Regions from separate parts of the Homo sapiens genome. Here region 1 is linked to region 2. Evidence: read pairs that join two places in POLR2A ChIA-PET (ENCODE). Cell type or tissue: OCI-LY7. All regions are shown on one strand. Links, peaks and the distances in the headings refer to the core of each region. The heading gives the core; the rest is flanking DNA. Region 1 has its middle 44 kb from the start of ADRB1. Region 2 overlaps DCLRE1A (DNA cross-link repair 1A).

What was found. Peaks named below come from ENCODE experiments on the same cell type or tissue, not always from the same donor. Only the 100,000 strongest peaks of a DNase experiment are listed, where the experiment ranks them.
Region 1: POLR2A ChIA-PET joins it to region 2 with 12 read pairs; 3 of 35 experiments call an interaction of 5 or more read pairs at or near these places.

Annotation. Positions count from the first base shown.
Region 1 is chr10:114,086,281-114,089,200 of GRCh38, reverse strand. No RefSeq gene overlaps it. Among named protein-coding and RNA genes, the nearest start is that of ADRB1, 44 kb to the right of the region's middle. In OCI-LY7, for the core only: a CTCF peak has its summit at 1,363; a DNase peak (open chromatin) is centred at 1,310.
Region 2 is chr10:113,849,050-113,851,969 of GRCh38, reverse strand. DCLRE1A (DNA cross-link repair 1A) reads left to right here. Exons shown (of 9, transcript NM_014881.5): 2 at 1,326-2,920. Among named protein-coding and RNA genes, the nearest start is that of DCLRE1A, 3.6 kb to the left of the region's middle. RefSeq lists an enhancer at 116-335. In OCI-LY7, for the core only: a CTCF peak has its summit at 175; DNase peaks (open chromatin) are centred at 249 and 1,429; H3K4me3 peaks cover 2,024 bases.

The DNA.
Region 1 (2,920 bases), core at 98-2,597, 240 kb before region 2:
TTTTTTTTTTTTTTTTTTTTAAGATAGAGTCTCACTCTGTCACCCAGGCTGGAGTGCAGTGCCGTGATCTCGGCTCACTGCAACCTCTGCCTCCCGGGTTCACGCCATTCTCCTGCCTCAGCCTCCCGAGTAGCTGGTACTACAGGCTTGCACCACCGTGCCTGGCTAATTTTTTTGTATTTTTAGTAGAGACGGGTTTTCACTGTGTTAGCCAGGATGGTCTCGATCTCCTGACCTCGTGATCCACCCACCTCGGCCTCCCAAAGTACTGGGATTACAAGTGTAATCCCAGCAAGGGGAGGCAAGGGAGGGAGAGAAACCCTGAGATTCCACCAGCACTGTGCCAGGCAGAGTCGGGGAACTGGGGGACTGCTGCTTATTTAAAGTATTGGCAGGCACACAAAAGCTGCTCGAGAGATGATAGAGTCACCTACGCCCTCATCATTCCATTCTAGCCCCTCCACATGTATGTGCTGATTCGATTTCAATTAATATGGACACATGCTCCCAACACTTCAAACCATAATGGCTTTAGGAATCTGGTGGAGAGTAGAAATCTAGCAGAAGAGGAGTTAAGGAAGTGATTTTGGAAAATTCTAAGAATCCTGATGCTGCTGAAAAAAAAAAAAATAGGTGGGCGCCATGCAGAGCAAACTAGTCCCAATGTTCACGTGAGAGAATGGAGCAGAAGCTGATAGGAAATGGACAGAAGGTCTGGACCCCTAGGAGTTCAGCATTGACCGGCCTAGACCAAAACACAAACACAAAAATGGCCAGGTGCAGTGGCTCACACCTGTAATCCCAGCACTTTGGGAGGCTGAGGCGGGTGGATCACTTGAGGTCAGGAGTTCGAGACCAGCCTGGCCAACACGGTGAAAGCTCTTCCTACTAAAAATACAAAAATTAGCTGGGTGTGGTGGCGCATGCTTGTGGTCCTAGCTACTTGGGAGGCTGAGGCAGGAGAATCACTTGAACCCGGGAGGCAGAGGTTGCGGTGAGCCGAGATCATGCCATTGCACTCCAGCCTGCGTGATAGAGGGAGACTCTGTCTCAAGAAAAAAAAAAAAAACAAAAAACCCACAAAACAAAAACAAAGGAGGCAGTTGGCCCTGGAAGTTTTCAAGACACATCTGTCTTGAAGGAGGCCACCCAAAGTATTGCTCCACTTGAACCTGAAAAGACAGTCCTGAGGTCCTGCCATGTGCCCATCTTTCCACAATAGACACTCCTCATTTGTGTCACCATAAATGCCCACTGTTATCTCTGCCATTGTTATTAGTAGGAGGCTCAAACTAGCGTGGAGATGTTGGTTCACAGGAGAGCCACTGGGTGGGGCAACTTCTAGCTCCTTCCCAGAGTCCCACTGAAAAAGTGGGCACAGCCTATCTTACAGCTGAAAACTGGGGCAGACAGACCACCTCGTGCGAGGAACACGGAGGAGTGTCTATTGTCTATAGCACAGACCCCAGATTAAAGAAAGGGACTGACTCTGTAATGCACACATCAGACAAGCTCCCTGCCCCCAGAGACCACAGCCTGAAAAACAGCAAAGCCCTCCCCACCATATCTATGAATTCCTGGGGCGTATATTCTCATGATCCCTTCTGTCTCTGGCCCCTCTGTCCCTCCAGCTGCCTCTGCATGGCCCCATATCAGTCTGGCCAGAAACGCAAGCCCTTCAATGCTTTTCACAAAGAATTCCCCCATATCAGGCGCTTCATGAGTTTAGTTGCTGTAACTCCATGCTTCTCCACTGGGGCAATTTTGCCTCCTAGGGGTCATTTGGCAAAGTCTGGAGATATTTTTGGACGTCAAAATGGAAGGGGAAGGCTACTGATATCTAGTGGGTAGAGACCAGAAATGCCACAATGCATAGGACAGCCCTCTGACAAGAAAGAATCACCTGACCCCAAGCATCAGTAGTGTCGACATTGACAAATTCTGCCTGAACCGAAGAGGTGAAGGTCATGGGGCTGGTGACCTTGCACGGGGCATGGGTTTCTCCAACTCTATGACTTCACTTTCTCTTTTACCTACTCCGTTACTTCTCAGGAGCAAAACAAATTCCTCACCCTGTGTCATGGCCTACGGTGAAGCGGCCATCTTTAGTAACAAGATTGTGGCTTTGCCGTTTCTTCCATTCGACCAAACAGCTTATCAAATTATTTCTTCCACATACAGTGCACTCCCTAGGCTAAATTCTGGTGAATATAATATTCCCCCAATCTTACTACACACACATGTAAAGGAGTCACTTATCTGGGAAGTGGAAGAGGCTTAGATCCTTACCAATATCCACCCCATTCGACGATCAGGGCTGGGGAGGCGCGTGCATGTGGCTGGGGGAGGCAAGGGAGGGAGAGAAATCCTGAGATCCCACCAGCACTGTGCCAGGCATAGTCAGGGAACTGGGGAGCTGCTTGCTTGGAGAACAACTGTATCAGACAAAGAGTGTTTGCTGCTGTAAACATGAACAGGGCCCCCCGGTATGTAGGGAATCCTCTACCAAGGGCTTATGGTGTTGCTTTTCTCCCTTCTCTTCCCTCCCACCACCATGCTCTCTGCAGAAGCTGCCAGACCTCTGACCCAGGGGAGGGAAGCTGGTGTCAATCTCTTGACTTGTGTAAAAGAAATTCAAACAGGTGGCCCCATCATTCTGAAAGACTGTGCTTCAACTTCCAATAGTGGATGGAGGCTACTCATCCATCTCTCTCTTGAAGACTCAGCTCGGACAGAACGCAGTGGACACGGAAGTCTCCGCAGTTCACCTATCTGAGGAATGGAGCAAATAGCTCCCTGTGAAACAGACTCCGAGCAACAAGGTCCTAATCTGTGTTCTCAGTAAAATCCAAGAGGTCATTGCTGCTGGGAAAACGGTCCAAGCAGTCTCGAGGAGTCCACCTCTGTGAGCAGGAAAGAC
Region 2 (2,920 bases), core at 169-2,668:
GAGGTGGAGGCAGGCGGATCACTTGAGCCTAGGAATTCAAGACCAGCCTGTGCAACATGGTGAAACCCCATCTTTACAAAAAAAATTACCAAAAATTAGCCAGGTGTGGTGGGCTACTTGGAAGGCTGAGGTGGGAGGATCACCTGAGCCCAAGAGGTCGAGGCTGTAGGGCCCTGTGATCATGCCAGGGCACTCCAGCCTGGGTGGGGCGACAGAGGGAGACCTTGTCTGAAAAAAAAAAAAAAAAGTATAGATATAATGTGGTTTCTAAATATGGTTATGTTTTAGTCATCGTGCTATGTATACAGGAAGAGGAACTGTGAAGGAGTCCTAGGTGATTAAGATTCTAACAAAAAACGTGTCAAATGATAATAAAAGTATGCTATGTTTTTTATCTTTTAAAATATGTAATAAGTATTTAATGTAGAAAATCCTACTTGGAATACATATGGAGAACAGGTTGTTGTGATGATTTATATATTTTGAAATCATTTATATTCCATATATGGATTTTTTTAATCTGAAAAAGTTAAAATTCAGTAAAATAAAAAAATACTCAATATGGCTTTCATGTTAGCTATGATTCAGAATACATTTTATTATTAACCTGTAGTTATTTTAAAGTACTGCATGAAGATACAGAAAAAAAACAACTCTTCTTTAAATTTGGCATTAGCCTTTCCCAGAAAAGGATAGCAAGTGAAAACCTCACAAATTTGCTAGTAATTTTCTTTCATGTAACTTGAAAATCAAGAATGGAAATTGGAGTCCATGGTTGAAGACCTTAGGGTAAAATGTCATATAGATGAAGCCACCTCAAAAAATTTTTCTTTTGGTTTTTCACTAAACTCCTTTGAGTAGACTCTCAGATGGCTCTTGAATTAAATTCCATTCTATAACAAATGCTTTTAAGAGGCATTTTTAAGTTAGGTTGTAAGCCATGAAGTTTTCTAATTTAATATAACAAATATAACATCTTTTTTGAGGGGAGGGAGGTGTCATTTTTTGATAAATCTGGAAATTAACATACACAGGGATATACCAAGATGGCTTATAGAAAGTTTCTCAATCATGGTAGTATGATAGGGAATAGTTTCCAAATTAGTAAAGCCTTATAATTAACCAATTTCTCAAATTCTATTCTTAGAATAGAATCTAAAACTTGTTCAGTGTATCAACAATTATAACTAATCTTATTAAAATTGTTGCTTTTTATTATATGCAATGTGGATATTAAATAATGGAACCCAATTTATACTGCTAATGTTGTCAAAGCTTAGTCTATGCTTTGATCGTGTAATATTTTTTCTTTATTAAAATTTCAGAGTGTCCTGATGGTCTTCTGTGTACCTCAACCATTCCTTTTCATTACAAGAGATACACTCACTTCCTGCTAGCTCAAAGCAGGGCTGGTGATCATCCTTTTAGCAGCCCATCACCTGCGTCAGGTGGCAGTTTCAGTGAGACTAAGTCAGGCGTCCTTTGTAGCCTTGAGGAAAGATGGTCTTCGTATCAGAACCAAACTGATAACTCGGTTTCAAATGATCCCTTATTGATGACACAGTATTTTAAAAAGTCTCCGTCTCTGACTGAAGCCAGTGAAAAGATTTCTACTCATATCCAAACATCCCAACAAGCTCTACAATTTACAGATTTTGTTGAGAATGACAAACTAGTGGGAGTTGCTTTGCGTCTTGCAAACAACTCAGAACACATAAATTTGCCATTGCCAGAAAATGACTTCAGTGACTGTGAAATCTCCTATTCTCCACTTCAAAGTGATGAAGACACTCATGATATCGATGAAAAACCGGATGATTCACAAGAACAACTGTTTTTTACCGAAAGCTCAAAAGATGGCAGCCTCGAAGAAGATGATGACAGCTGTGGTTTTTTTAAAAAACGACATGGTCCCTTACTGAAGGACCAGGATGAGAGCTGCCCCAAAGTGAACAGCTTCTTAACTCGGGATAAGTATGATGAAGGATTGTATAGATTCAATAGTCTAAATGATTTGTCTCAACCTATTTCTCAAAATAATGAGAGTACTTTGCCTTATGATCTGGCATGTACTGGTGGTGATTTTGTGTTGTTTCCACCTGCATTGGCAGGGAAGCTTGCTGCTTCTGTTCATCAGGCAACTAAAGCAAAACCTGATGAGCCAGAATTTCACTCAGCTCAATCAAATAAACAGAAACAGGTAATTGAAGAATCATCTGTTTACAATCAAGTTTCTCTTCCGTTAGTTAAGAGTTTAATGTTGAAACCTTTTGAAAGTCAGGTAGAAGGGTATCTTTCTTCCCAACCAACCCAAAATACAATTAGAAAATTATCAAGTGAGAACTTGAATGCTAAGAATAATACTAACTCAGCATGTTTCTGCAGAAAGGCATTAGAGGGTGTGCCAGTTGGTAAAGCTACAATTTTAAATACAGAAAACTTGTCTAGTACACCTGCTCCGAAGTATTTGAAAATATTGCCTTCTGGTCTTAAGTATAATGCAAGACATCCTTCTACCAAGGTAATGAAGCAAATGGATATAGGTGTGTATTTTGGACTACCTCCCAAAAGAAAGGAAGAGAAATTGCTAGGGGAAAGTGCATTAGAAGGGATAAACTTAAATCCAGTTCCAAGTCCTAATCAAAAGAGGTCCTCGCAGTGCAAGAGGAAAGCAGAAAAATCTTTAAGTGATTTAGAATTTGATGCAAGTACTTTACATGAGAGTCAGCTTTCTGTGGAACTTTCTAGTGAGAGGTCACAGCGTCAAAAAAAGAGATGTAGAAAGTCAAATTCACTGCAGGAAGGAGCGTGTCAGAAGAGATCAGATCACCTTATTAATACAGAATCTGAAGCAGTCAATTTAAGTAAAGTCAAAGTCTTCACAAAATCAGCTCATGGTGGGCTGCAAAGGGGCAACAAG